7 separate regions of the Mus musculus genome follow, and all the other regions are linked to region 1. Evidence: chromatin loops called from intact Hi-C (ENCODE). Cell type or tissue: left cerebral cortex. All regions are shown on one strand. Region 1 holds the start of Hivep2 (human immunodeficiency virus type I enhancer binding protein 2). Region 2 holds the start of Aig1 (androgen-induced 1). Region 3 has its middle 8.5 kb from the start of Gm40603. Region 4 overlaps Aig1 (androgen-induced 1). Region 5 overlaps Aig1 (androgen-induced 1). Region 6 overlaps Adat2 (adenosine deaminase, tRNA-specific 2). Region 7 holds the start of Pex3 (peroxisomal biogenesis factor 3).

Evidence for each region. Peaks named below come from ENCODE experiments on the same cell type or tissue, not always from the same donor. Only the 100,000 strongest peaks of a DNase experiment are listed, where the experiment ranks them.
Region 2: a loop joins it to region 1, with 5 times the contacts of the local background. A loop is called at or near these places in 21 of 42 quality-filtered maps.
Region 3: a loop joins it to region 1, with 9 times the contacts of the local background. A loop is called at or near these places in 8 of 42 quality-filtered maps.
Region 4: a loop joins it to region 1, with 5 times the contacts of the local background. A loop is called at or near these places in 4 of 42 quality-filtered maps.
Region 5: a loop joins it to region 1, with 6 times the contacts of the local background. A loop is called at or near these places in 3 of 42 quality-filtered maps.
Region 6: a loop joins it to region 1, with 4 times the contacts of the local background. A loop is called at or near these places in 22 of 42 quality-filtered maps.
Region 7: it touches region 1 in a loop (5-fold over the local background); 20 of 42 quality-filtered maps call a loop at or near these places.

What each region holds. Positions count from the first base shown.
Region 1 is chr10:13,963,307-13,967,306 of GRCm38, reverse strand. It overlaps Hivep2 (human immunodeficiency virus type I enhancer binding protein 2), which reads right to left and starts at 928. Exons shown (of 9, transcript NM_010437.2): 1 at 610-928. In left cerebral cortex, CTCF peaks have their summits at 997 and 2,475; DNase peaks (open chromatin) are centred at 888, 1,556, 2,314, 2,551 and 1 more place; H3K4me3 peaks cover 3,093 bases; H3K27ac peaks cover 3,081 bases.
Region 2 is chr10:13,866,687-13,870,686 of GRCm38, reverse strand. Aig1 (androgen-induced 1) reads left to right here and starts at 1,730. Exons shown (of 6, transcript NM_001347362.1): 1 at 1,730-2,069. The coding sequence starts at 1,929. In left cerebral cortex, a CTCF peak has its summit at 1,690; DNase peaks (open chromatin) are centred at 1,070, 1,763, 2,122 and 2,539; H3K4me3 peaks cover 1,868 bases; H3K27ac peaks cover 1,689 bases.
Region 3 is chr10:14,311,901-14,315,900 of GRCm38, reverse strand. No RefSeq gene overlaps it. Among named protein-coding and RNA genes, the nearest start is that of Gm40603, 8.5 kb to the left of the region's middle. In left cerebral cortex, no CTCF peak of the experiment used is centred here; DNase peaks (open chromatin) are centred at 478, 1,128 and 1,636; H3K27ac peaks cover 2,638 bases.
Region 4 is chr10:13,842,862-13,846,861 of GRCm38, reverse strand. The region is part of intron 1 of Aig1 (androgen-induced 1); the gene reads left to right. Among named protein-coding and RNA genes, the nearest start is that of Aig1, 24 kb to the left of the region's middle. In left cerebral cortex, no CTCF peak of the experiment used is centred here; DNase peaks (open chromatin) are centred at 1,779, 2,158 and 3,862; H3K27ac peaks cover 381 bases.
Region 5 is chr10:13,780,375-13,784,374 of GRCm38, reverse strand. All of the region lies in intron 3 of Aig1 (androgen-induced 1), which reads left to right. Among named protein-coding and RNA genes, the nearest start is that of Aig1, 87 kb to the left of the region's middle. In left cerebral cortex, no CTCF peak of the experiment used is centred here; DNase peaks (open chromatin) are centred at 1,441, 1,870 and 3,638; H3K27ac peaks cover 510 bases.
Region 6 is chr10:13,562,680-13,566,679 of GRCm38, reverse strand. Adat2 (adenosine deaminase, tRNA-specific 2) reads right to left here. Exons shown (of 6, transcript NM_025748.4): 5 at 3,971-4,000; 6 at 3,304-3,865. The coding sequence ends at 3,822. Among named protein-coding and RNA genes, the nearest start is that of Pex3, 12 kb to the right of the region's middle. In left cerebral cortex, a CTCF peak has its summit at 1,847 (motif pointing left); DNase peaks (open chromatin) are centred at 892, 1,800 and 2,490; H3K4me3 peaks cover 520 bases.
Region 7 is chr10:13,550,688-13,554,687 of GRCm38, reverse strand. It overlaps Pex3 (peroxisomal biogenesis factor 3), which reads left to right and starts at 1,546. Exons shown (of 12, transcript NM_019961.3): 1 at 1,546-1,862. The coding sequence starts at 1,790. It overlaps Adat2 (adenosine deaminase, tRNA-specific 2), which reads right to left and starts at 1,781. Exons shown (of 6, transcript NM_025748.4): 1 at 1,327-1,781. The coding sequence starts at 1,422. In left cerebral cortex, no CTCF peak of the experiment used is centred here; a DNase peak (open chromatin) is centred at 1,524; H3K4me3 peaks cover 1,835 bases; H3K27ac peaks cover 1,117 bases.

The DNA of each region.
Region 1 (4,000 bases):
TCCCCTCCTTCTTCGCTTCCTTCCTTCCTTCTCTCCTTCCTTCCTTCCTCGCTCGGGAGGAGAAAGGAGTCACAGAAATGCCCAGCGCCAGCGCCTCCGCTGCGCTCGCTCGGCCGCAGGCCGGCAGCCCGGCCCTTGCCGTCCGCTCGCCCGCTCGCCCTCCCGCCCGCACCGCCCCCAGCCCCGCGCCGCGCCGCGCCCCCTCCCCCGCTACTTGACAACGGACCGCCGGCCGCGGCAGCCGCAGCGGTGGCCCGGCGGTGCGCGCCGGTGCACGTCCCTCATTAGTAACCAGGCACATTCCTGCCTCCAGCGCTCCCGCGCGGCCCCCTCCCCCCAGGACATTACGCAAAGCAGCCTCCCCTCATCTGCATAGAACCTCGGCCAGGGTATTCCCCGCATTTCCTAATGCGCCCGACCCCCCCCCCCTTGCTTAGGTCTCCCCCATCCCCGCCTCCTCCGACCCTTACCCCTGGGCCACCAGGAAAGCGGCCGGGGGCGCGCGCCGCGAAGGGGGCGATGGAGTTGGGCGAAGGCGATTTCAGGGTAAAGTGAAACAAGCTCGATCTCTGGTGCAGGCAGGAAAAACACAGAACCGAGGCCACTTACCGAGCCGAGAAGGGACCTAGATTCCCGCCGCTCTGCTCTGCCAGCGGCCGGTGCGCCCTCCACGCACCCCAGGGCTGCACCCAGTACCCAAGAGTCGAAGCGTGGAGGGAGGCTGCTACCCAGCCAGAGGACCTTTCAAGTTGCTCGGGCTCCGGGCAAGCTTCAATGTCCAAGACTCAACTTGGCAAATACTTGTGCCACAGTCACCGAAGATGTCTTTTTTTTTTTTTCTTTTTCCTTTTTCTTTCTCTTTTTGCGGAGACCCTCCTCCACCGGGGAGAGACAGCGCACGGCGGCGCCCCGCTCTCCAGCTCTCCACCCCCTCACCTCCAGCCCGCCTCCCGCCGGCCGCCAGCCTCCCGGCCGCGAGCCCCTCGGGCGGCTGTCAGCTCCCGGCAGTCCGGGTGACAGCGGCCGAAGGAGGGCGCGACGCGGCGGGCGGTGGGGGGGATCCTCGCAGCCGCGGCGGCCGCTCACCTGTAAAGTCACCGCAGCGCAGGAGGAGGAAGAGGAGAGAGAGGAGGAGGGGAGGAAAGCCCCCCGGTGCCCTTGTTCTTGCTGCGGCGGCTGCTCCTCGCCCAGGCTGAGCGTGTCTGGTGGGGGGTGTCTGGTAGCATTTCCTTAAGGACAGAGGGAGGGCGGGCGTGGAGGGAGGGAGGAGGGAGGGAGGCGATCCCCACCGCCAGCCCAGGCTCCTCTTGTCTTTATTTATATATTTATTTATTTTCGGACACTGTTAGGAGATGGAGCCAGGGCGGGGGCCAGGGCCGCTAGGCTGGGGCTTGAGCCGCAGGACCCGGGCCGCAGTTTGTCGGCGTGCGGGAGCCGCAGCGGCCACCTCCCCTCCGGGCTGTGGACGCACCGGGTTATTCCTGGCAGCGCCTCCCCGAACAGAAGTTACTAGGAGGAGTGCGCGGCGAGGGCGGGCGGGGGAGAGGGGAGGGAGGGAGGAAGAGGGAGAGACTCAGCCAGCGACGTCATCGGATCCCCCAGCGCGTCCCTGGGAGGGAGGCTGAACCAGAAAAACCAGTCTGGAGCAGGCCAGCGGGGCGAAGGATGTGCGACCCGGACTGGCCCTGATGCGGGCGCGCGGGGAGGGAAGGTCGCGGTCGCGCTCTCTTGCCTCGGAGCCGAGATCTCCGCTGAGAGCGGGTATCGGCTTGCCACGCAGAAACACTGGCGAGTCTGGAGCGGTCTGAGAATTTCCTACTAGGGTGTGGAAACCTCCTTCGCGCCCATTCCCTTCCCTCTCTAGCCCCCTTTCCCACGTACTGGTTCCTTGTGATCTGTGGGATCCTTACATTTTGCCCGCGTACCAAGGATTTCTCGCCTCTTCACCCTCCAGCTGCACTCACGATTTTGTTAACAATTCGGGTGGTGGTGGGGAATTATGTTGCAGCCCCTGGAGCTCACAGTGTGTTTCACTAGCATTTTCCGTGCCGGGGCGGAAGCACGAAGTTTTCACGAGCTCGAAACGCCCCAATTGCTTTCCCCGGGGTCACTCCCCAGGGCGCCCCGGGTGCACCCTGCTCAGGAAGCCGCCCGCCCTCGTCTGGGTATTCAAATAGGCTAGGGCAGCGGTGCGGGGAGCAGCTGCCGGCTTCCTGGGGGGCCGAGCGGGGGAAAGGGGGCGAGCTGCCACCTCCAGCTGCGCGCTTCTGGTTCTCTGCTAGGGACTGAAATCACACCCAGCCCTGGGAGAGCTGGGCGGGGCTGGGGGAGGGGAAGGGAATCCCAAGCGAGTAGGGGCCGGGACTCTGGCTTCCTCCCCAGCCCGGCAACACCCGGGGGACACCGGGGCTCCCTCGGGCCGTTACCCAGCGTGTGTGGACTCGTGTGCACCCTCAAGGGAGGTTCCCAAGAGGTCGCTGCGCTGGAGCGCAGACACTGGCTTCTGGGCGGTGCCGGCGCCCGGAGCGCCTCCTCCGGGTGGGCTCTCCACGGAGCTCGACCGCGCGCCGCCCACTCTTTGGATTCGAGCGTTCAGGAGCTCCCGGGGCCGTAGCACCCTCTCCCCACCCGCCTGTCCGCGCCGCCGCCCTGCCCGGGGCGGAGTAAACAAGAGACGCACAAGATTTGACCTGGCGCGACCCGGCTTTCTGGCCGGGGTTCCCCCGGAGCAGGTGACTCCGTGGGAGGGGTGGAAATTAGCCTCTGGAATTCCGGGCCTGAGACTTGAACTCTGGTTCTGCTTTAAGGCAGATAATAACTAAGATGTTTTAGGTTTCCATTCACAGTTTTCACAGTTACCGAATGTCAAGACATTAAAAAAAAAAATCGCTACCCTTCTCATTACAAGTGAATATATTAAAAAGGAAGGGCCGCCTCTTTAATGAGTTGGAGAAAAACGCCTTTGGTTTCGTTTTGGTTTTGGTTTTGGTTTTGACCTATAAACAGTATTATGAGAGTCCCCATGTTGTGACAGCATTGCTGTGAAGAGCAACTCTACAAAATGCACTTTTAGTCGCTTTTGGAAGAAGAAAAGTTGGAGATATGCAATAAACTTAATTCTGTGTGTGTGTGTGTGTGTGTGTGTGTGTGTGTGTGTGTGTGTGTGTGTGTGTGTGTGTTTAAATGGATCTCAAACTCGGCCTGCTTCCATTTAAGCAACCTCTCCTTTCATTGTGTAAGTTCCTTGATATTCAGCTGCCCGTTGCCTTAAACTAGAAAGCCTTAATAGAAAAAAAAAATCTACCAAGCATCATTTTAAGTTACATCTTTTAAAATCCAAATGTGATTTTTAAAAAGTTCCACCCCCACACTCTCCCTCTTTCTCCCACTTTCATGTCCACACGCTAAAAGTCCGTTTTATTTAATTGCTTAATAGAGAAGATTACTCCGTTTCTTTAAGAATCCAATTTCTTTTCAGCAAACACAACAGAGCAGCTGCCCAAGCACTCAGAAATTGAGCAAACAGAGAGAGTAGCAGGCAGCTTTGCTTTGGTGAAGTGAATATTAGTTGAAAACTTAACCACATTTTAAAAGGCTAAAGAAAGTAGGATATTGTGACTATATGCAGGTAAATGAGTCATTGAAATACATACTTTTAAAGGGAGGCAATTTATAAACAGTTAAGAAGTTCTCTGATCCTACAATGGAAGGACCACTGGAAACATTGTCTCTAATCAATCTTCGACATTTTTTCAATGATTGCTTTGTCTGAAATTTTTCAAGCTTCAAGGAAGAAACTGTGGACTGAATTGTTGAAGGGACAACTGTTGAAAACATGTATCAATGCTAATACCAGCTAACAGGTGACCCTGTGGGAAGGGCAGAAGTTAGCCTCCGGAATTCCTGGCCCAAGAACTGAACCATAGTTCTCCTTTAAGGCAGGCAAACCACCAATAACTATGGAATGTCAACTGGGACAACGTTCACTACCTTTCTATAC
Region 2 (4,000 bases), 97 kb after region 1:
TAAAAAATATTTTATAAAGCAAAATGAAACCCATTGAACACGCTATGAAAATATGATCAAGAATCTCAAGAATCTGGGATTGACATTTTTAATGAAGCACAATTTCAGCCCAGGTTTATATAAAATGTTCCATTATTAAAAACACAAAATCATCTCACAAGAAGATAATCAATCAAGATAATGAAAGCAAGTCTGTTAAAATCGTCTCAAAACACCCCTCTGGGGATTGGCAGGGAGAGCAACAGAACTCTTGATGTCATAGTAATTATTCAAAAATTCTCCATAGTAAACTCTTAAATAGCTTCATAAAACAATACTTTATAATTATGGGAATGGGTAGAAATCTTGTGAACTACTTTCTCAAATGTAAAGTAGGAGGGTTGTATCAAACTTTGTAATATCACATCACTTTATAAAACTTCATTAGGCCCAAGTGAGAGGGCTTCAGTAAATTCATTTTTTCTTGTAATTATATGAACATTCATTAAGGACACACACACACACACACACACACACACACACACACACACACACGCAAATAGATCCTGTTTAAACATGAGTATGAACTCATAAATTCTGAGTGAAGAATGCTTTATGCTAGTAATATCATCTTGTGATTTCAGTTTCTTTCAGCATAATTATGTCAATTAAAAAGACCTAGTGGCTCTCTTCCCTAGTGGAGTGGAAAAAACTACGAGTCGGATTTGTTTGCTTCTCTTTACCTCTGAGACTATGCTTTCCCCTAGACCTTCCCACCACACCCTCTGACTCAGAGACTATTTGAATGGGACACCTGTTTTGAATGGATCCACAGGAAATACTCATGTGGTCTTCTCATAACCGGACCCTTTATCTGGTTGGTTGAAACATGATCATGATTTAAAAGAAAACAAAAACCCTACTCTGCCCACAGACTGTTGCAACTTCCCTGTGACAACATTTACTGGAAGGCTGAGGGAATCCAGTTTATATTTACTTTCCTCCCATTCAGCTCTGGTGCGGTAGTATAAGGGAGGTGGGTTGGGAAATGTCGAAGTGCAAAAGGAATTTTAACTCCGAAAGATTTGTATTAAATCACACATGCGTGGGTGAGGTTTACATCCTCCGGGTGGTTTGACTTTCAAATGGAATGCTGTCTCGTAGCAGTCATGGCAATCAGCACAGATTTCTATTTATAAAACTTGCCCTGGTCAGTAATTGCTAAAGTAGCTTGCCATCAAGCCTCATGACCTGAGTTCGATGGAGGGGACTCACACCTGAGCTGTCCTCTGGCCTCCACGTTTGTCCTGTGGTACATGCATATACCCACAAGACGTAATAAAAAGTTTAAAAAAGAATTTGTTCAAAGCTCGTGCATACTGATAAATTATTAAAGCCTTGTGAAATTTATAAGGGGCTTCACAGTCATAAATGCTCATTAACATTAAACCCTCAACTGAATCCTAAGTAATGGGTGTCACTGGAGGGGGACTGTGTGTGGCTTTACACGTTCTGACCCCATCTGGTGCCATGGCAGCCAGCACCAGCTGCCCGGGGATGCCGGGTCCGGACCGGTTCGGTCAGGTCCTTCCCGTCTGGAACCGTGGTTGCCCGAAAGGCGCTCCCACCTTGGAGGCCGGGGGGGGGGGGGGGGGGTGGACCTCGCGGACCGCCTAGGGGGCGCCCGGCCGGTACGACGAACGCCGCTGCAGAATGACGCAGATGACGCCAGAGATGACACCAGGCCGCCAGCTCGCGTAGGCTGCACTGCCGCCCCGCCCGCGCAGGTCTCCGGTGCGCTCGGCGCCGCCACTGTCCCCGGGGACGCGCCCCGCCTCCTGCGCTCCGCCCCTCGCCGCGCCGCGCCCCGGTTCCCACGGCGCCCGGCACCGCGGAGCAGCTCGCCTGCCCTCCCCACGAGCAGCCCGGCGGGGCCAGGCCGCGCGAACATGGCGCTTGTCCCCTGCCAGGTGCTGCGGGTAGCAATCCTGCTATCCTATTGCTCCATCCTGTGCAACTACAAGGCCATCGAAATGCCCTCGCATCAGACCTACGGAGGCAGCTGGAAGTTCCTGACCTTCATTGATCTGGTAAGGCCGTGGGCTGCACCCCCGTGTGCGTGCGTGCGTGTTTGTGCGTGTTTGTGCGTGTGTGCGTGTTTGTGCCTGTGTGTGTGTCACGGGAGCACCAACGCGTGCTGGCCACCAACAGCCACGCTGGGCTCCACTGAAGGCCTGGATGCCCTTCTCACCTTTACCTGGTAGGTAGAGGAGGAAAACATGGGAGTACAGCCAAACGGGCACAGGCCTGCTTCTAAGAAGTGACCAGGGAATAGGATTGTGCCACCAAAAGCATCTGTTGGCCCCGATCATGAGTGCCCTCAGATTAATTCTCCACCGAAGTGTTTTCCAGAACCACATGCAAAGGTAAACTTGCAGCACCCAAAGGAGACATGAGTATTGTCTGGTTCCATGGAGCATGGCTTAGAAACACACAAACACACCTCCTTCCGGAGGAGGGAAATCGCCCCATAGGAAAAAACCCTTGCACATGTTTTTCTGCCCACTGTCAACAATTTGTTTAAAACTCTTTCTAGAAACACTGAGAGAGCAGTTCACGGTGAGGCTCCACCTGGCAACTACTGAACTTCTAGTCGTTCACATTGAAAGCCTGCAGTTTGTGTAATCATCTGTTCTGTTGACACGTGATAATTTTAAAGAGGAGCAGACAACGATAATTATTTTTAAGTTTTTATACCTTGGGTACCGAAAGCACTCCTGTAGATAATCAGAGGGCACAATGCCTTGTAATGACTTGGGGTAGGTGTAGAGCTTTGAAAAGTCACCAAGACTAAGTCATAAATACATTCAAAGGTTATCAAACAAGGGTCGTGTATGGAAACACAAGCAATTAAAAGATCACGGAGAAAAACATACAATCAACTCCTGGAACGCAAAGACTCTGAGGTTATGCATAAGCTTGGTGCAATCACAAGGTTGGCACAAATTTTCTTGACCCTCCACTTTGACAAATTTGAACCTATTTGAATATCGTTCCGTCGGTGTAAGATGCCTAAAGAGATACAGGTAGATGTTTTCAAAAAACCTTCTATTTTCAATATATAAGATATACGCAACTTTTCCCACCTGCCTCTAGGCAAAGGGCTGCCTGGTGTTGCCTGCCTGAGTTGGGCTTTTCAACTTCTTATTGGAATTAACTTCCGTCTGAATATATGCATTCCCTACCAGCGTCTTTTTCCTCCTACTGTCTGCCCACCTGAAGAACACATGATAGGACTTTGCTCTCAGCTTCTTGTAGCTTTCATATAGATGGCTAACTCTGGGAGTACCTGCCTGGATGGGCTGATTGGCTAGTCAGTGGAGACTGGCTTTGCCAGATGTGTGGTACAGCAAGCAGATGTTCGCATATACAGAGTATACTCAATCTTCAGTAGCCCCAAGGCTCTGATAGTTATGCATAGAAAGCATTTAGGATGCTGACAAGTCACCAGGAATCTTCTTAAGAGTGAACTTAAATTAGTGATGCCCACATACTATTAAAAAAAATGTGAGCTGGGCGGTGGTGGCACACGCCTTTAATCCCAGCACTTGGGAGGCAGAGGCAGGTGGATTTCTGAGTTCGAGGCCAGTCTGGTCTACAGAGTGAGTTCCAGGACAGCCAGAGCTACACAGAGAAACCCTGTCTTGAAAAACCAATACCAAAACCAAAACCAAAACCAAAACCAAACAAAACAAAACCAAAATCCAACCAACCAAACAAACAAACAAAAAGTGCCTAGGCTTTCAGAACCCTTTGGGATGCAATGCGAGCAGAACTCCTTTTGTATCAAGGTCTTCTCTCATTCCTGAATCAGCTCTTCCCCTGAGCTGGTCATTTGAGTGTGACCGAAGATGGAGCCATAGCTTTTATGAACACCATTCCTCTGGGCCTTTGCCTTTCATGGTTCTTGTGGGGGAGGAGAAAGCAGGTCACTGGGTGAGAGGTCATCAGGAACTGGGGG
Region 3 (4,000 bases), 350 kb before region 1:
ACAGAACAGCCCCAATGGAAAGGAATCCCATTCAATGTCAGTCCTACAGAAGCCGAGGAGGAGTAGCTCTAGAGCCTAGACAGTGAGCTTCTGGGATTGCTATATCAAATCTGTAGAACTTGAAAGTTTAGAAATAAAAGGTACTGCCCATAGACTATCTGCATCAGCTTGGGGAGAAAGGCTGTATCTGGACTTTTGAGCACGAGCTCTGGTCAAGTAGATGAGGGGACTCTTGGCTCTTGTAACCCTAAGGCATCATCTTATAAACAAGCCTGTGCATCTCTTATCAAAAATGCTTTATAGGATCGATCGTACTTACCCTCCTTTTAAACTGAGCTCTGCGTTTGCCAAGGCAGCATTCTGATTGTGATCTTGCTTCTTATGTAACTTAGCAACCATAAGAAATGCTGAGTGTCTACCCCACCCTCCACCCACCCAACTCTCTGGAAAAGTCTTTTAACTGCATTTCTAGCCAAGTACCTTGCAGTCTTCCTTCTGGTCTCTTGAATAAGAGTCCTACCTAACACTAAATAAAGTTCTGAGCCACCAGGTTTAGCAGTGCTTCATCAACGCGGGTGAATCGGAGCTGGGGAGCAACTCCAGAGATGTCCATTTTTCTGAAATCCACAGACATTGCGTAATGAGTACTGTTTGAATCCCAGTTTACCCCAAGTACCAAAATGCAAAGCGCCCCCAAAGAACATACTGAAGCCAAATGAACAAGATAACATTTAAACTGCAACTGCAACTGCAACTCCTTGAGTACATTGTATTCATTTAACGAAGATTATTTTCAGAGTTCAGGCATCTATTTAAAGTTCAGAACCTATGATTAATATCTAAATTGCTGATGAGCTGGGGTTTTTTTTTCTTTTTTTGATCCCAACTATTGCCAAGCAATGGCACATCATTAAATGCTGCAGCAGCAAGATTTGCTTCTAAAGAACTGAGCTTATAGAACAGGAGAGGAGGCAGGAAGGAGGAGAGAGTGGGGGAGCTCGAGCAGCTGAATGGTGAGGAGGCCTTTCTTCTTACACTACAGAATGAAAGGCATCACAGCTCTTCCCACACCTGAGATGTTTGTCACTAAAACCACTTCCTTCTCTGAAGTGGGTGGAGACAGTCATTTCGCAGCTCTGAAATTCACATCCTATTCTTCTTCCAGACCTCCTCCTCCGAGCTGCTCTTGGTTCACCCTCCCCATAAACACCCACTCTGCTGCAGGAATTGCAGTTTGCAAGCTGAGAGTCTCTCACGGCAGACAGAGGACAAGCTAAGCAGGGAAAGCAGGATGGGATTTAAGACTCTGAAATTCAATGTCTGTTTTCCCAGGTTTCTGACTTCCCCTAGTATGGAAGCCAAACAAAGCATCATCGGGCATCTTGATAAAGGCAATTGATCTCACCAATTTGCCTTTAAACCAAATATGTTGATGAAATGGCCACCTAACTTCATTTTGATGTGAAGCTCACCTGAAATTCATCTCACAGCCCTTCCAGTTACAGAAGCACCACGTGATGTAAGTTTCTCCTGGGTTCTGAAAACTGGGAGGCTGGCATTGAGCTCTGTGGTTTGTTGGGCTTTGCTATGACAAATGTTTTAGTCGTGCTAGCCCCAAATTAAAGGATGATGCCGAAAATCCTTGCTCATTTGGAAAAATGTTGGAACAAGAATTTGAAGACGATGACTCCCTGAATTCTCCAGGAAATGACATCATCCAGCTCAAACAAACAGCACTTTTCAGAGAGCACTAGTCAGAAGCACAAGCTGTTCTACGTGCCTGGAACTCACCAGGCTGGAGTTCTGGGAAGGGATCTACTGTAAGTTATAGCACGGAGGGCGGCTAAGGAATTTGAGGATGAAGGTCTTCTTGAACGGTTACCTAACTCGTTTCCTCAGTCTCACGCCTTTCTATTGACAACTTATCCCTGTCTGACACCTTTCCATTGTATTTTCAAATATTTTTACCAAGTAAAATCTGTTTTCCATAGTTGATAAAAGAAACTGCCAATTTTTAAGGTTTTGCTACTTAGGACTACAGATATCTACGAAGATGAGTACATAAAACCTTAGGTTTAGGCAGAACATATTTATCTATGCAAGACGAAAGATCCAGGGAAGATACAATGAATGAGAACCAATTTGGACCCAGCTATCTTGGAGTCTTCCTCTGGTTTCTTTAACAGGAGTTCTCCATAACACTAAATAATGGTCCTGGGGCATCATTTCATTTCTGATTGCTGGAGATTGGTTTCTGATTCATCAGTGGATGTAAATATAAATGTAGTTCCAACAATTCACAGAAAAATTAGCCTTTGGAACATAATGTTAGAAAAAAATAGAGTCATTTTCTTAGTGGCATTAAAGGAAGCATGACTATTCGGCCACCATGGTGGTGGTGGGGGAGGGGGGCAGCACAAAGTGGCAAAGGGAGAATTTATTAAGAGGAAGAAATTTAAAATTTAAAACCGCAAGAAAAAGGTGTGCATGGTGGCACATTTCTTCAGTCCTAGAACGTGAAGCAGAGGTAGGAGGATCTTTGTGGGTTCAAGTCCTGCCTGATTTATATAACAATTTCCAGACCAGCCAGAAAGAAGGAAAAAATCTAATTAATAACTCTAATTAATATGCAAAGGGAATAATTAAGGAGTAGAACTGACAATAAGCAGAGTGAATTAGTTCTCTGGGGTATCCGCTTTTGCATCTCAGGTTACAGTGTCAGGTGACAACGTCAGGTAGTGCTGAGAGAGAGAGAGTATTGAGAGTGACTCAGATTCCCTGAGCTAACATGAGACCGAAAGGAGAATGGGGAATGAATCATAAAGCTGTAGCTGTTCCAGAAAAAAAAGTAACAACCAGGAATAAATCAAAACTTAAAGTTTTAATAAAACAAGAGATAACAATCAAGAAAAGTCAAGTCCGCATAAAACAATATAATACAAGAAAAAACAAATATAATAGTTAATAAAATAATAAAGAAGGCTTTTCTTGAAGAACACATATCCAGGGCATATATATACATATATATATATATATATATATATATATATATATATATATATATATATATACATATAAAATGGTGCTCCTAACATCTAAAGCAAATGGAAATTAAATATAAATACACAAGAATAAGTACAATAGTAGGCAGATATTAGACACAAGACAGACTAGGTTTATGGGGTTTTATTCCAAGTCATCAGAATAATGAGATGGAATCTTTACCTAAGTTTATAACTGTTAATAATAAATATGAAATCTAAAGCAGTCAAAACAATGTGAGTGCAAAAATTAGCATCAAAAGCTACAATGTTGGACAATTGGGGAGAAATTAATAAAACTAAACAATAACTTTCTGCCATGGCATTTAAATAGAATACTATGGACTTATACACATTATCCATTGACTTAGACACATTAGTATAGTGTCCAAATCAGTATGGATTTGCACATCCTAGCATTTTCTAAGTGTGGGTTTTAAGGTTTCCAGAATGACTCCCACCAGGCACCTCTAGCTTTAAACTTTTCAGTCTCAGAATGGTGGAATCTCCCAACATGGTCCACAGTCCCTGACAGCAAGAAATGCAATAGCAACATCACATACTGTTCTCCTCAGGTCAATCCACTGAGAAGAGTCAAAGAAATGTTTGTCCCCCTTGGCCTTTGATTCAACAGGAACGTGAGGAAGTCTGCTGCCTGTCATAAATGAATGTCCATACAGCTGTTAAGCAGTCCACACCAGTGCCGCAAGAGTAGGTCTGTGGTTAAAAAGTATGCAGTTGGCAAATGGATAAGAATAGGTCCACCGCAATCCTATCCCTTTGCTATGCAGCTTGGAAGCTGTCTTGTCATTGTGGCTGATGTGACTTTCAAGTCATCAGCAATGACTGCTCTAAGGATGACTGGGACCATAAAATTGGGCTTATAATTGTTTTTTAAATTGATATAAGAACTGTATACGTATTCATTTGCTTTATGGCCTGTTAGGGAAGTAAAAAAT
Region 4 (4,000 bases), 120 kb after region 1:
ACTCATGGATGTGTAGGCTGAGGTTAACCTCCCGGTCATTCCCCAGGTGCCACCATGTTGTTTGTGAGGCAGAGTCTCTCTTTGCCCTGGGGCTTGCTGATTAGCTTAGGCTCTCTGGAGGTCGTCCTCCTGTCTCTGCCTCAAAGTACTGGGGTTACAAATGTGAATGACAAGAGCAGGCTTGTCTTATAGACTCTCTGGAGATGGAGCTCGGTTCCCCATGGTTGCAAAGGAGGTGCTGTGCCAACCAAGCCCCCTCGCTGGCCCTATTTATGCTCTTTTTGGATCAGCTGAATTTTTTACTTTGTTGAAGCCAAATTTATCAATCTACTTCATTGCTGTGGGGAATTTTTTTTTTTTTTTTTTTTTGGTCTTTAATGTAGTATTTATCTTATGTAAGACCATGAGGGAATTTCTCTATGCTGACTTCCAGAAGTTTTGTCATCTTACATTTATATCTGTCCCTCAAGCAGTGTTTTTGTGTATGGTGTGACGGGGGTCTGGGGTCATTGCTTTCTCCCATGCTCCCATGAGCCTCCATTGTTCCCTAGTAGCTTTACTATGAATCAACGTCTGACTTCTGATCCCCTCGTCTATTTCCCTATCCTTGCACAAATGCCACACTTTATAGTAACTATGTCCGTAAATTCAGGCTTGACGTTCCATCATGTTAGTCCTCCAACTTTGTTCTTAAAGATTATCTGTAGGCATAATGTTTTTGCACACTGTGTAAAGATTGCCCTGTGCCATTCTAATGCAGATTTCTCTGCCCTCATATCTTGTTTCAATCTGGACACAGCATTGCGGTGCTTATACCAAGAATTTCTTGTCTCAGGTTGGTTTAAATAACTCTTAGCATTTATCTTCCACCTTTTCAATAGCTGATCACCCAGTGGCTGTGTAGAATAGAGAATAGAGTGGGGCATCCGCCAACCAGAGGAAAGGGAAAGGGAAAGGGAGAGAGGGAGATTCAGATCAGCCAGAAGATGGAGGATTTGGAGCCATGAGGAAGGGGTCCAGAGAGAGAGGGGGGGGAGGGGGAGGGGGAGGGGGAGGGGGAGGGGGAGAGAGAGAGAGAGATCATGGAAACACATCTGAAGCCCAAAGAGCCAGATTAATAACATGCAAGTATCATGGGATGGAACTGGGAGACAGATTATCAAGCAGGCTAAAGGTAGATCATTTAGCTGCTCGCTATTAAGGTGCAGTTTAAAACAAATATTGCTTTATCTGTGTCTTATTAGGGATTAACCTAAAGTCAAGAAATACAGCGGCCAATTAATTTGCTGTTTATATTTATGTTACAAATAATTCATTTACAATTATCTTCATTATTGTGGCCTGTTTCATTTCCATTTAATGTTAGAATAAGCTTGCCAAATTTTAAATAAAGACTTTAAGCTATTAATTGGTATAACAAAGAAACCTTAAACTATAACTTAGGGAAAATGGACATTTTCCAACATTGTTCTTCCCAGCAATGTAGGCTATTCCTCCATCTCTGTGGGTGGTCTCTAACCTTGCATGCATAAACTCTGTGATTTTTCTTTGTGGAGGTCTTGCTCATTTTCCAGCAGCCACTTTCCTCCTTGGGTCCTTTCTCTTTACTAGCAATCAAAATGTTGCTTTTTTGCTGGCATCCTTAGCAGCCCATTAACAGAGAAACTATTTTGAAACTTGAAGACAGGAAGTGTCCTTCACCTTGAGGAGGAGGTGTGAGCTCCTTTCTGTTGTTTGAGGTGTTGCTGAATGTCTTGTCCAGATGGAACCTTGGATGTCCTTACAAGGAGCAGATGTGTGTGGGCAGAGTGTAGCTTACTATATCGAGAAGTGCACTGAGTGTCTCGAGGTATCACATACAGTTAGCTGAATGAAGAAACCAGTGCGTGCTTTAAGTATCTGATCCATGTTCATTGATACTGAGCAAATGACCGTTCCTAAACAAATGGATCATGTCTTTTACATCCTTCCTACATCTTTGATTTCCTAGTCAGTAGAGCTGACTTAAATAAAGAAAATCCCTTCAGGAGGCAATGAGTCCTACTCAAATGACTGGAAAATATACTCTTTAAGGGGTAAAATATTCTGGAGTTGCCTCTAGTTGCTATCTTTTATTTCCCATCATGCTTTAGGAATAAAGTTTTTCCTCACTGACTTTAGTCTCTCAGCTCCAATTCCCATCCCACACTGGCTCCTAGCCTTGAAGGCCTATTAAACCTGCACTCAATATCAAGGCGTATAGCCCTTCTACTTACCAGAGCCAGTGGAAAAAATGCCCCCCTTTTTTTCATTTGTGGCTGTTAAACTGTCCTCTGAAGGTCCCCTGCCTACCTTGGCATCTCTCCTCTCCTGGTATTTCTGTTCCACAAGTTTTCTTCTGGCTGTTTTTAGGGCTCTCCTCATGCCCTTTATGCAGATGTCCACTTCACATTTCCTGTTTCATGTGGCTTTCTTGATTGTCAGCATTCTGTGGATTTTGGTGTCTGGTCTGGAACTATCTAAGCATCCAAGTGAGTCCGTCCCTTCATTTCAGGGCCCTGAAGACTCAAAAGGGAACACACACATCATAAGGAAACTCCAGTGAGCTGTTTATGTTTGGCGATTGGCACCTTTTCCACCGGGCCTGTGTATTCCTCGCCTGTCTGCGTCTGTGACAAATACCAGAGAGAAGTAACTTCAAGGTACTGATGATTTAGCTCGCTCAGGATGTTAGAGGTTTCAGGTCCTCGTGATGGAGAGAGCATTGCAGCAGTTTGCCAATTGGAGTGAGTCAGGAGAGAGGGCAGGGAGTGGGGAGTGTGGGCATGGGCTTTTCTGCCCTTTGTCCTTTACATCGTCTGCTGCCCACACGTAGGGCAGGTCTTCCTAAGCCTACTTTAATCCTTAAAGTGTGCTTCCATAATCTAATCCCTTCTAATCCAATCAGGCTGACCATCAGGATTAGCCATGGGTTTTCTTTGTCCACTTGCTAACCATGTCCATGGTCAGCATACTGCTTTAGGCTTTCCCTCAGTATCCTTAACATCTCTGTAGCCTGCCTCCTCTTCTGTGTATCAGTCACCTTTTCTCTCTTCCCACATAACCCTGTACCTGGCTTGCTTGAACTACTTCCTAACTGGCCCGTCTGTCTTCAATATTTGGACCCTCTAGGCCAGGATCAGTAGGGTTTCTACAGTGGGCTGCTCCTCTGTCTAGCTCACCAATAGGCCAGTTCTTCCTTTAGCACAAAGACCTTTGCTATGGCTTTATAAACTCGTGATGACACAGTATCACCTCCTGGTGTTTCCAGGCTCATCTCTGGACATGGCTTCCTTCCCATTCCTGTCCCTTGCTTTACTCTGCCTCTTCCTTCCCATTCCTGTCCCTTGCTTTACTCTGCCCCCCCCCCCCGCTCCTTGTTTTGCTTTTCCCAGAGTAGGCTGAGCCTTATTTCTCACTCTCCTCATGTCATTTGTCAAGTCTCAGCTTAGATAGGACATGTTGTAGGGGAAACATGTTCTCATCCACTACCTCCATTACTATGTACCATACTGTAATGTGTTATATACATCGGCCTCACTGTCAACTCAGCGAAGGCAAGGGACATATTTGTATCATCCTATGGTGTTTTTATAAGTAGGGACCGTGGCAGGCTCTGTGGATGCAAAGATGAAGGACTTTTGTCTCAGCCCACAAAGCTCTCACAATGTGAAAAATGAAACGAACAGCAGCAGGTGTTATCATGCCATTTGATGAGTTCTGTATGACAGGTGTTTTCAAGAAGTGGTAAGAGGAGCACCTTCGGGGTCAAGTGAGTTCTCCTGAAGTGTGTTCTGGCATCCCTAGAGAAACGGCGCGTAGAGGATAATCCTGAGAGTGACGATCACCTCCAGAAATAGCCCTGGCAGCCCTTCAGTCAGTTTGCCAGCTCATCTCCAGAGAATGTTCATTGGCTCTTCAGATGCAGAGAACTGCATGGGAATTAAGTTTTAACAAACAGTAGCTCAGCATGTAGATAAAT
Region 5 (4,000 bases), 180 kb after region 1:
TATTGAAAGACTTCTTTCCACATCCTTGCACAGGTCCCAGTTGAAGAGGGGCCTCCTTACCAAAGTCCCAAGTAAAGATTTTATGAACCCTATTCTAACACAATGACACTTTATCATCTGCTTTTAAGGCTGAGGTTTCCTGCATCTCTCAGAAGTGCCGGAGCGTTAACCATATGTGGGGTACGACTGTATCTGTTAGACATTTTCTATTTTCTTCAGTTGACTTTATACCAATGTAGATGATTAAAGGAAATACAATCCTTACAGAAAACTCATTCCCCTTAGAAGCCAGATCTGCCTTTAGCAATTTACATGGCACTTTCTCTTTTAGAACTCATCACTATTGAATTCATGGTGGTTGTCTTAGTTAGGGTTTTACTGCTGTGAACAGACACCATGACCAAGGCAAGTCTTATAAAAAACAACATTTAATTGGGGCTGGCTTACAGGTTCAGAGGTTCAGTCCATTATCATCAAGGTGGGGGCATGGCAGTATCCAGGCAGGCATGGCACAGGAGGAGCTGAGAGTTCTATGTCTTCATCCAAAGGCAGCTAGTGGAAGACTGACGCCCAGGCAACTAGGGTGAGGATCTTATACCCGCACCGACAGTGACACACCCATTCCAACCAGGTCACACCTATTCCAACAAGGCCACACCTTCAGATGGTGCCACTCCCTGGTCCAAGAATATACAAACCATCACAGTGGTCAACCCTGGCTGGCTCAGGCATCACCCTCATAAGATCTGATGGATTCAGACTGGGGGAGAGGAGCACACCACCTGGATTTTTAAAACGTTCCCTCCTGCACATGGCTTTTGAAGCACGGTTGAGGACCATTGAATTTATTTGCCTCTGTAACATCCTTGAGGTTCAAGGAAAGAGACTTATTGAAAGAACCATAGAGGTAAGACACCTTGGACACAGCTGGAGCTAACTGAATGGTAGTGGTGGCAAAGAGACCAATAGCTGTGATGGAACACCCAGCCACACTCAACTCTAGGAGGCTGGTTAACAAAATATGGCTTCTTTGCCTTGATTTCTATGGGACTAATATACTGGCACCCTCTCTAGATTGTAGGAAAAATGAATTAATATTACCACTTATTAAAGATTAAAAGTATACTCTATGTGTCAATTGCTATTAATCCTTGAAAATATTTATGGAGTTCAATGGTCTGTAACTAATTAGAGACTGCAGTTAACAGGGGATATGGGTTTCCTCAGCGCTACATGAAACAAAATATAAATCTTTTATATAACTCTATTTCCCCTAGAAAGGTTTTTTTTTTTAACTTGTCAGAGGGATTTTTAAACTTTTATTTTATTTTCTTGGATCCCACTGCTTTTCCATAAATCCTATAAGCAGAATTACAGTGACGTGAGTCATAGTCTTAACACATTTTTGGAGGTTCTCCCGCCAATGCAGCTTAGACTGGGGGAGATTCCTGAGAGCAGTGTGCTTGGGAAAGCATGGGTGGGAGGAGAGGGAAGGCAAGAGAGGTGAGAATGAGGACAGAGGAAGGGAGAGAAGGGGGACAGGAGAAGAGAGGAGGGAGACGGAAGGAAATGGTCTGCTTTAGATCACATTCGTTTTTAAACTTAACGACAATAGAAAGGTGCAGCTTTCCCATTCCCCTAGCAATGTGTGTTAGGCAAGCCTCAGATTTTTTTTTTTTTTTATGAGCTAGCACTTGTAACTCAAAATAGTTTCCCCACAAAACTTTTGCTACATAAGTGGTAATTAATTTTCAAGGCTAGCTTATACATTCCTTCTATTCTGTCTGAAGGTGAATTATTTGGGCGCTGGCAGTGCTTAACACTAGACTGAACAGTTGAAATGTGGTAGACGTGAAGAATATCAAAGAAATAAATCAGTCGTTGGAATCCCTAGAAGTTTTCAACATGAACACTGGCAGTGGAGGGGAAAGAGCTGTGATGTGAGGAGGAGTGGGAGGCTGTGCAGATACCTCGTGTGCTTATTTGCAAGAGTCAATCCTCGAGAACCGTGTCTCATTTCTTCCCACTCTGAATCTTGATGGGCGAGATGTCATCTGCCCGATGGTCCTTGGCATTCACGCAAGCAGACAAGGCAGAAAGACCCCTTTCCCCTGTGAAGCTCCTCCGTGGTTGGGAGAAGGGAAGTGCAGTCACGTGGTGATGATGACTGTGATTTTTCCATCTTTGGGTTTCCAACCCAAATCAGATTCGTATTGGAAGAATATTAAAGTTCATGCCGATTTACAAGGAGTTATGACAACACTTATCAGATACATTTGATGAGCGAGGACCTGCTATGAATCAAGTACTCTACCTCTGCATGGACAGTCCCAGGGGCTTCCAATGAGCAGCACCGGAAAGCTTCCATGACACACTCAGGATACCACAGAGCAGAGAGACACACAAACAAATTTGTTTCTCCTACTCATGCTGAAAGGGGGGAAGCTTTTCTGTGAGCTGTACCATTGCAGGGTTAGTAGGAAGTGGGTATTTCTTAGTTTGGATTGTATTGCTGTGACAAGACACCATGACCATGTCAAATATTATAAAGGCAAACATTTAATTTGGGCTGGCTTACAGTTTCAGAGGTTTAGTCCATTATCATCATTGTGGGAAGCATGGTAGCATCCAGGCAGACATGGTGCTGAGAGTTCTACATCTTGGTCTAAAGGCAGCAGAAGGAGACTGTGTGCTACGCTGGGCATAGCTTGAGCATAGATGACTGGAAAGCACTCCTCCATAGTAACATTCTTCCTCCAGCAGGCTCGCATCACTTGTGCCGCTCACGATAGGTCAAGCATTCAAACACATGAGTCTATAGGGGTCAGACCTAGTCAAACCACCAAAGGTTTCATCAGAGAAACCTCATTCTCTCATCATCAAAGAATAAGGAGGACTCATAGTAAGAGACCAGACCATTTATAAAGGGGTTTCCTCAACAGATAACACCCTTATGCCTGAGACTGTTCTGGGTGCTGATTTGTTTCCTTTTAAGGAAAATTATAAGGGAATGCTCCAAAGAGGGAGGAATGATGTTGGGAATCTTTAGTGATAAGATGATTTGAAGAGCAATTTCTATTTATGTTGGGTATAACTGAAAGAAGAGAGAAAGGTGGTGGGGGGGGGGTCATAGAAATATGGTTAGAAAATAAGCAGAGGCTCTGATCTGTAAGAGCCCAGTGCACCAAAAAGTTGTCTAGGGGTTTCTCCCAAGAAACGAGAGGCTAGTGAAGGTCTTACATGAGCAAGATATTTGGATGTGTGTCTGCTGGACAGACAGAGAGAGAGAGAGAGAGAGAGAGAGAGAGAGAGAGAGAGAGAGAGAGAGGAACTGCATGTGTGGTGTTAGAAACAGCACTGAAGTATGATCCTCCCGAAGCTGACCTGCGGAGAAAGAAGGCACTGCAGTCACCCAGGGAAGACATTTATACCCTGTGTCCTGACTAGAAAGGTGCAGATTCATCCTACCAGCTGAAGGCGGGTGTGGGGAGATTTCTGGGTAAGTGAAAGATGGTTTGGACCATTTTTTCCCAAGACACCTTTCTCTAGGATTGAAGGAGAAGATCTGAAGAATACAGGCAAGATTTGAAGAGGGAGAAAGGGCTAAGGATGGAGCCTTGGCTAGCGCCTACACTAGGGGTGGGTGGAAGAGGAGGTGGTGAAGAGAAACTCGGAAGGAGCCTTTGCAGGGACTGAGGAGTGTCTTGGGAGGAAGGTCTATCTATGCAAAGCCATGAAGGCGAGTGTTTCCAGAAAGAGTGAGGCACAAGCTTCCTAGGCTACAGAGGTATAGCAGCTCGCACAGCTGCCAAGTGTGTGTGTGTGTGTGTGTGTGTGTGTGTGTGTAGACCAAAGGACACCCTCAGGTGACATTCTCTGGAATACCATCCACCTCCTTGGAGACAGGGTTTCTTATTGATCTGGGGCTCACCAGTTGGGCTAGGGCTTTGCCTGTCTCTATCACCTTAGTGCTAGCTTTATGGGCATGATCTCCTATCCA
Region 6 (4,000 bases), 400 kb after region 1:
GAGCATAGCCCTAGGGTGGAGCTAGCTTCACAGGAGGGAATTCTCCCCAGGGTTATCTGAGCCAACTGGCTGAACGGGAACACCAATGCGCCTTGCCTTTAAAGCAAATCAATAGTTACAGAGTGGGAGTGTCGATGCGGAGAGGCAGCACTCTATGCATAAATACCGAAGTGCTTCCGGGTAAAGGACCCGGAGAACGTATGGCGTAACTTTAAAACAAAAAAACTGAAGAAAGGGCTATGATGTAGCTCAATTGCCTGGTGCTTGCCTAGCATTTTATGAAGCCTGGAGACTGATTCCCCAGCATCGACAAACCCAGCAAAAGTAGCAATCACCTATAATGCCTGCACACTAGACAGGCAGGAGGGTCAGAAATTGAAGGCCACTCTCAGCTGTATAGTAAGTCTGAAGCCAGCCTGGGCTACAAATAGGGAAGGAGGGTCCTTAGAAAAACAAGCCATCTTGCCTACATCTGGGTCGCTGGCTGTTTTCTTCATATTTCAAGTGTACAAGTCGGGAAGTGCAAAGATATCTTGACATGACTTTTCATCGCTGATTGGACCCAGTAATCTGGGATACTCCAGCAGCTTAGATGTGACAGTTTCTCCCCAATTTCTCTTTAGCAGGGCACATGGCTCTACAGGCTGTCTATGTTCTATGCCTTCCTAACTATCTCATGCACGAAGTACGATTCTTTTTTGGTCCCTTCAAGCAAGCTTTTGAGGTGGGCCTCCGTGTTCGACACTACAGCAGAGCCTACTGGAAGACACTGAACACACACAGTTTTGCTATGTACATATCTATAGCTCCTCACCGACATGTGGACGTGGCTTTTGAATTCTGCACATTTGGTGTCTATGACATCCATTGTGATCTTGAGGTGGCAGCACTAATCCCTAACTACAGCAATCGACCCACAGCGATTTTTCCACAGGAAACTATGCCTGTGTGCAAAAGCTCTTTTGTCAGTGACTGGAAAGAGAATTTTAAAGGTGGTAAATGGAAAGGAAACCATTCAGCCCTGCTTAGGAACTAGGAAATGCTACTTAGCCATCTGTTAAAACCAGAAAGGGAAAACACGTACACTGCCTTATTTTCTGGTTACCTCTCTGCTTCCTGAGCAGTTCTTGTCTCTCGGATGAAATAACGGCCACATGTTTCTGGCTCTATGCTTTTACCTTTATTATTATTATTATTATTATTATTATTATTATTATTATTATTATTATTATTTTCTCCCTAAATTCAAGCTAAATTTACTCTTAAAGGTTTATCATGAGCCAGAATAATCTGATGGTACTCTACAAAGATAAGATCTCAGGTTGTTTCGAGCACAAATAATTCCCCCCAAATGATATGAAGTCAGTACATATAATGATGTCTGCCTGCAGGAGAGCACGGGAGCCAGGAATGAATTATGACCAACTGCAGAAAGGAACACACTAGTCAAGGCACTAAAACTTAATGAGAAGAGAGTCTTTAAAGTAGCTAAAACCGAAGAGAAGGTGCACAGACCATTATTGTAAATTTAAAATCCTGCGTACTCTTCGCTCATAAAACTTCTGAAATGCTGTTAAAAACACACGCGCGCACAAAACCACGCAATTATAAATCCTCTGAAGCATGTAACTGTGATTAGCTGCTCCCCCGGGCAATTTAAAAATACTACCGCCACAATCACATTCCAGCCTGTAATGTAATTCAAAACAAACAAGTCGGAGACAGCGCTCAAATGGCAGAGTCAACAAACACAGCCGCTTTGCATCAAGGACTTGAACGCGCTGAAGAAACTGAGGCTGCGCTGGCACTGGCCTTGTGGTGGAACAGCGAGGCCCCCTTCTGGGCAGAGAGGCACACTGCGCCCAGGACGGCGCGGAAAAGCCGCACCTTGCTCCAGTGACCCTTATCAGAGATTTTGTTGAGAGGTCAAATTTTTAGATACTCAATTTAAGCTTCATCATCCGCATTTGAAAAGAGTAATAGCTTTGTTATTTCGGATTCAATGGATCATTTTATGCAATCTTGTAACCATCATTCCTGCATTCTTATTCCGACCAGCAACTGGTTCTAACTGGGGCGTTGGCAGGGGAGGGGGTGAGGGGGAGGGCTGGTGGTCCCTACATAGCCCAGGCCTTGAGTTCATGATTCGTTTGCCTCGACTTCCCCAGTAGTGGGGCTGCAGTGTGCACCATTATGTCCAGCAGTAAGTGTCATCCTCCAGCAAATTATATAACGGACTATTTTCATTTCTCGCTCTGAAGAATATAAGGTCTTTGTTCTGAGAGTAAGGGAAGAAATGGACGTTAAAGGAGTAGTTGCTCCATGGTAAGGAACTACTCCACTTTCAATTTTCTCCTTGAGAACTTTTATGTGTGTGTGTGTCTGTAGTAGAATTGTGTGCACATGTAAGTGTTGGTACCCACAGAAACCAGAAGAGGGTACTGGTTCCCCTGGAACTGGAATTAGAGATTGTAAATTGCCCAGAGGTGATACTGGCAACCAAACTTGTATCCTCTGGAAAAGCAGTATTTATTTTTAACTCCTGAGCCATCTGTCCAGCACTCACTATTTAAAGTCTATTCCTCTTGAAAGAGGGCAATGAATAAAACTTTATTGTAGCAATATGCTATGATATTTCTAAAAACGACTCAAACACTTGCTTTATAAGCATCTGTTTTATCTAGATACTCTTTAAAATTGTTCTAGGGCTGGGGAGCTATCTCAGTCAGTCAAGTGCAGGAGGACCTGAGTTCAAGCTCCAAAATTCACATTTCAAAGAGAAGAGGGAGGGAGGGAGGGAGGGAGGGAGGGAGGGAGGGAGCATGGTGGTGCATGCCTGTAATTCCTGTACTAGAGGCCACAGGTGGAGCCCGGGCATTCCTGGACAGCCTACCTAGCTGAATGGTAAATTTCAAGAAATCTTCTCTTTCAAAAAAAAAAAGGCAGGAAGGAAGGAGTGGTGGCCCTGCATCTAAGGAACAGCACCTGAGAGTCGCCTCTGCCTCACACCCACATGAACCCTGGACATGCCTGGTCATTCATATACAAAGTCAATACAAGTCAGGACAAGCCCGAGGAGGTGCCTGTGCTGTGGAGTCCGGTGCAGGACCTGGTCTGAATGCACTCAGTAAAATGTCAAAGCTTTCTCTCTTTCTTCTACTTCCTGTTTTGATCTTGATCAATCTTCCAGAGATTTGTCCCTTTTTGTTTGGCATGTGTAGGTGTGTCACGGTGTCACGTGTGATGTGCCTGCATCTGGGTTGACGTATGAACACGTGACGCCTAAGGATGACACCAGGTTCCTCCTAGATCTCTCTTCACATGAATTATCGAGGCAATATCTCTCATTTGACCCCAGAGCTTGCTTTGGGATCTCGGAAGCCCATCTCTGTTTTCCAAGCACTGGAATCACAGGCAGGCCACCAAACCACCCACCTGGCACTGATGGGGACCCAATCCTCATGGTTGCATGGCAAGCATTTCACCACTTGGCCCTCTTCACAGCCACAAAAAGCTTCATTAAGCCAGAGCTAACTGAGGCTGTGGGTGAAGGGCGGCGCTGCTTGCGGATCTCTGGGACCTCAACCTTAATCCCGCCCCTTCCTGGAAATAGTCTTTCAGCTTGGTGGAAGAGCTCACGGTTGTTTACATTGCCAGACATTTTTAAAAGGGCTAATTTGTTCCTTTAACAGAGCAAATGACGAGCGACACCATTTTTACACACAGTAATAACATATAAACGTGACCAGCGACGTCAGCGGCTCTCGGTCAGGAATTCTGTCCAGGTCTCCAAACTGTACTAGACGTTGATCATTACAGAATCAGGATTTCTGACAATCCTTTTTCCGAACTTTTGATTTTGGCGCTGAAAGGAAAAAAAAAAAGTCAGCTAAGTGAAAAGCAAGGGATAGGAAGCTTCCGTCACAGCGAGTCGTGTTTCGGTGAGACACTCCACCAGGAGAAAACTCACCATTTGGGTTCTCCTGTTTGTAGAAGGTCT
Region 7 (4,000 bases), 410 kb after region 1:
ATGCTGGTGAGTGGCTGAGCAGATGCAACGGCCATTGAGAGAAAGTGAAGCTCTAGGAAAGCAGTCTATGGGGGTTGATTGAGAAGAACTGCTTCCCAGGGCAAATACATGCAAATGTGCATGCATTTCCTCTATGGACAAGTTCAAAGCTTGAGGCTGAAAATCCACAACACTCCACCCAGTCTCAGACTTTCCATTGCCCCTCCCATTTCTTCCAGTCTGTCCCTTCCCTTTGTCACAAATGCAAAAGAGTTGAGTCAAATAGGTCTAACTGTTTAGATGGATTTGAACTTAAGAAGCTGGCCTTCTTTGGAAGAGGCCAAAGCTCTGCCACTGAAATGGTGACTTGATCTTCCTTAAACCAACAAATTCTCAACTCGACAACTGATGAACAAAGGCTCTCTTCTTCCCACCCCGAGCTCTGAGAAAGATGACCAAAAAAAAAAAAAAAAAAAAAAAAGATGTTAATTAAAAAATTAAAAGAATGCATTATGCCATTTGTCTGGGGGCGTGGGGTGGAAAACATGTTTCTGTCTTCTAGATTTTAATTTCTTATGAAGGTGAACTTCTGTAACCATTAGAATAAAAAGGTGAGATATTTTAATTTTGTAAAAGAATAAACAAAAATAATATCCCCACACCAAAGGCTGAGCTCAGTTTTAAGGCCTTTACAATGCTGTAAACAAATTGGTGTTCCATGTTCACAGAATGAAAACCCAGCATCAAACTGTGTATACATACATAGTTTGTATGTATATCCCTGCCACAAACGTCTATCCCTGCCACACATCGATATGGGTAATAAGCTTGGGAAAACATGTAAAAATACGACCAGAGCTCTCCATGATGAGCAATCTATAAGAATCGCAGGAAGGAAGGGAATACAAGGGCAGAGAAAAGTATCGTAGAAAGAGTAGACACATCATCGGTGAGGATTGTACCAGGACACGTTTTGATATGACCCTTTACAGAAACATCAGCTTCCTCCCATTATATGGGAGCAAGCCATAAAATAATGTGGCTTTATGGATTTGAAAGTATGTGTCCACATGGGAAGGAAGATAGGCAGGTAGGGAGCACACATCCCCAGGCGGCAGATAAGACTCCCTGTAATACATCAATCGAACCGTTTCTGTATTTTCCCTTCACCCCAATTACTATGAGACAAAGCTAAAGAAAAATTCCCCCTAGAATAAAACAAGTTGCTGCTTCAGGTATTTTCAGACATGATAGATAGCGCGCCCGGCACATTTGCTCAACTACTCTGGTCAGGATATGGCCGGGAGAAAGTTTGCGCTCTCAGCATCCACCTGCCCGATTCCTCACCATTCGCATCGCCTCCTCCATCCACTTTTCCGTCTCCTGTACGGACACCACGCACGGGCCGTCTGGAGTAGTGGTGGACTCCACCTTCTCCTCCATACCTCCGCCGCTCAGAGACTCCGGGCCGAGGGACGAGAGAAGAGAGGACAGCGGAACGCGGCGGGAGCGGACCTTGCTTCCAGGAGGACGGGAAAAGACGAGGCACCCGGGAGCTATTTGCGGACGGACCCAGGCGTCCCGGATCAGTAAGCGGCGGCTGGGGGACCGAAAGCGTCGCTGCTCCGCTCTAGTCCACGCCCCCTTCCTCCGCTTAAGCCACAACCTCTGCTCAGAGAAACGTCTGTGGTTTCTGGAGAGCACCTAGCGCCGCCACCGCGCTGCTGCCGGAGGTCCAGGCCAGGTGGACGGAAGACACGGTGAGCCAGCCCCTCTCCCCTAGGCAACCCACACAACACGGGGTCTGGAGATGCTGAGATCAATGTGGAATTTTCTGAAACGTCACAAAAAGAAATGCATCTTCCTGGGCACAGTCCTCGGAGGTGAGTGACAACATGCTTTTTAGAAGGGGCCATTGGCAGAAAGGAGTGACAGAGGTGACTTATAAAAACAGGCAGGGCCCACTGATACCAAACTGGGATTTGTCGAAGGGATTGGCTCAACCGTCAAAGAAGAACCTCTAAAGTTCTTTTATCTGGATCTCTGTGCCCTTTGCCCCTCACTCTGCCCCCGTCCTTTTTCTCCCCATGGGCCTTCAAGAGTCTACCCCAATGAAGTTTCTTTTCAAAGCACTATTCTCGTATAGATAGATACATTTGCCTTCCAATTTTCTTCTTTTGCTTTCCTGTTAGATTTTCATTCTGTTTGTCAACTCTGCTTTCAACCTTTCACACGAGTTTCGAAATATTCTAGGGCCATTATCTTAAGTCTGCTCTTTGAGGTGGTGTTTAAAGGTAAACCGAAAACAGCATGTTGCTGTAAAATATACAGCAGATAATTTCTGTTCTCCAATTGTAAAGTACAAACTATATATCAACACAGTGCTTATTCTGCAGTGTTGTCAGGACTGGCAAGGTTGTGGTCATGATCCATTTTGGTGATATAGTTGAGTTCACTGGCTGAGAGGAAAGTTAGAAACAGGATAAAAATCTTGATGCTGGAATTGTAACTTTGTGGTAGAGTGCTTGCCTAGGCTGACTGCATTGGGTCCCAGGGAAGGAGCAACACACACACACACACACACACACACTGCTTTAAACCCTTTGTCTTGGAAAGACAACCCTCAGTTAATAATTATGGGATTTTAAGAAGGGAATCTTTTGAACAACACAAAAAGGGAGTTTAAAAGAATTTTTAAAACTTGAGTTTTAAGAACTGTTACCACTATCCTCTGATCTATGTGTGTGTGTGTATAAATATATCATAATATGACTTAAAATATTAGGACATTTGTAAAACAGTAACCACATTCTGCATATCTCTGAGGTATAGCACAAATGAATAATAGTTCATATTTTATAGGAAATACTTTATAGATACAATGTGTTTTATATTACCTCCAGTCTCTAATATCTAAGGTATATAAATTGTACCAATATTATAGAATACATATGCTAAAGATAAAGTTGTCATGGAAGACGTATAAAGAAAAATTTTTGCTCTACCTAAGGGAAGAAAATTGTCTCTAGCAATTTCAGAGGGAAAAGCCTAACCCTTACAGTTTATGAAATACTTAATGGCAGATCAGAAATAATCATAGGAGAAATTAAAGAGTATATGCATATAGTAATAGGTTTTTTTTGAAACGATATTGAGAGTTTTATATTTGGAGATGAAGAGGAAGGAAAAAACTGGGTGTGGTGGCACACACTCTTAATCCCAGCACTCGGAAGCAGAGACAGGCAGCTCTCTGAGTTGGAGGTAAGGTCCAGAACACCCAGAGCTTCATATTGAGACCCTGTCTCAAAAAACAAAAGACATACAAACAGAAAACAAAACAACAACAAAAGGGAGGGGGAAGAGATTCAAAGGTATAATCGAAGCACTATTGCTTTTTTAGCAAAACAAAAAGTCTTAAAAGAGTTGAATCTGGCCGGGTGTGGTGGTGCACGCCTTTAATCCCAGCACTCCGGAGGCAGAGACAGGCGGATTTCTGAGTTCGAGGCCAGCCTGGTCTACAAAGTGAGTTCCAGGACAGCCAGGGCTATACAGAGAAACACTGTCTCAGAAAATAAAAAAAAAGAGTTGAACCTGAGCGGGGCAGTGATGGTGCACACCTTTAATCCCAGCACTTGGAAGGCAGAGGCAGGTAAATTTCTGAGTTTGAGGCCAGCCTGGTCTTCAGAGTGAGTTCCAGGACAGCCAGGGCTACACAGAGAAACCCTGTCTCGAAAAAAAAAAAAAAAAAAAAGAGTTGAACTTACCTAGTTTTATTTGTAAGAGTTCATATTTTTTCTGTATTGTAAGAAAATTCCTATCTTACATTTTAAGAAATATGAAATATTTATTAAGTGATTATACTATTGTGACCGGTATGATTAAATAGGTATAATTTATATATATTTTAATCACATATATGTACTAGGGACCCACCATATGTTAAACAGCATACTAAGTCCTTTCCAACCTCTGGAAATGGCAGCAGTATAGTTACTATTAGGCCATTGTAAAATTGAGAAAC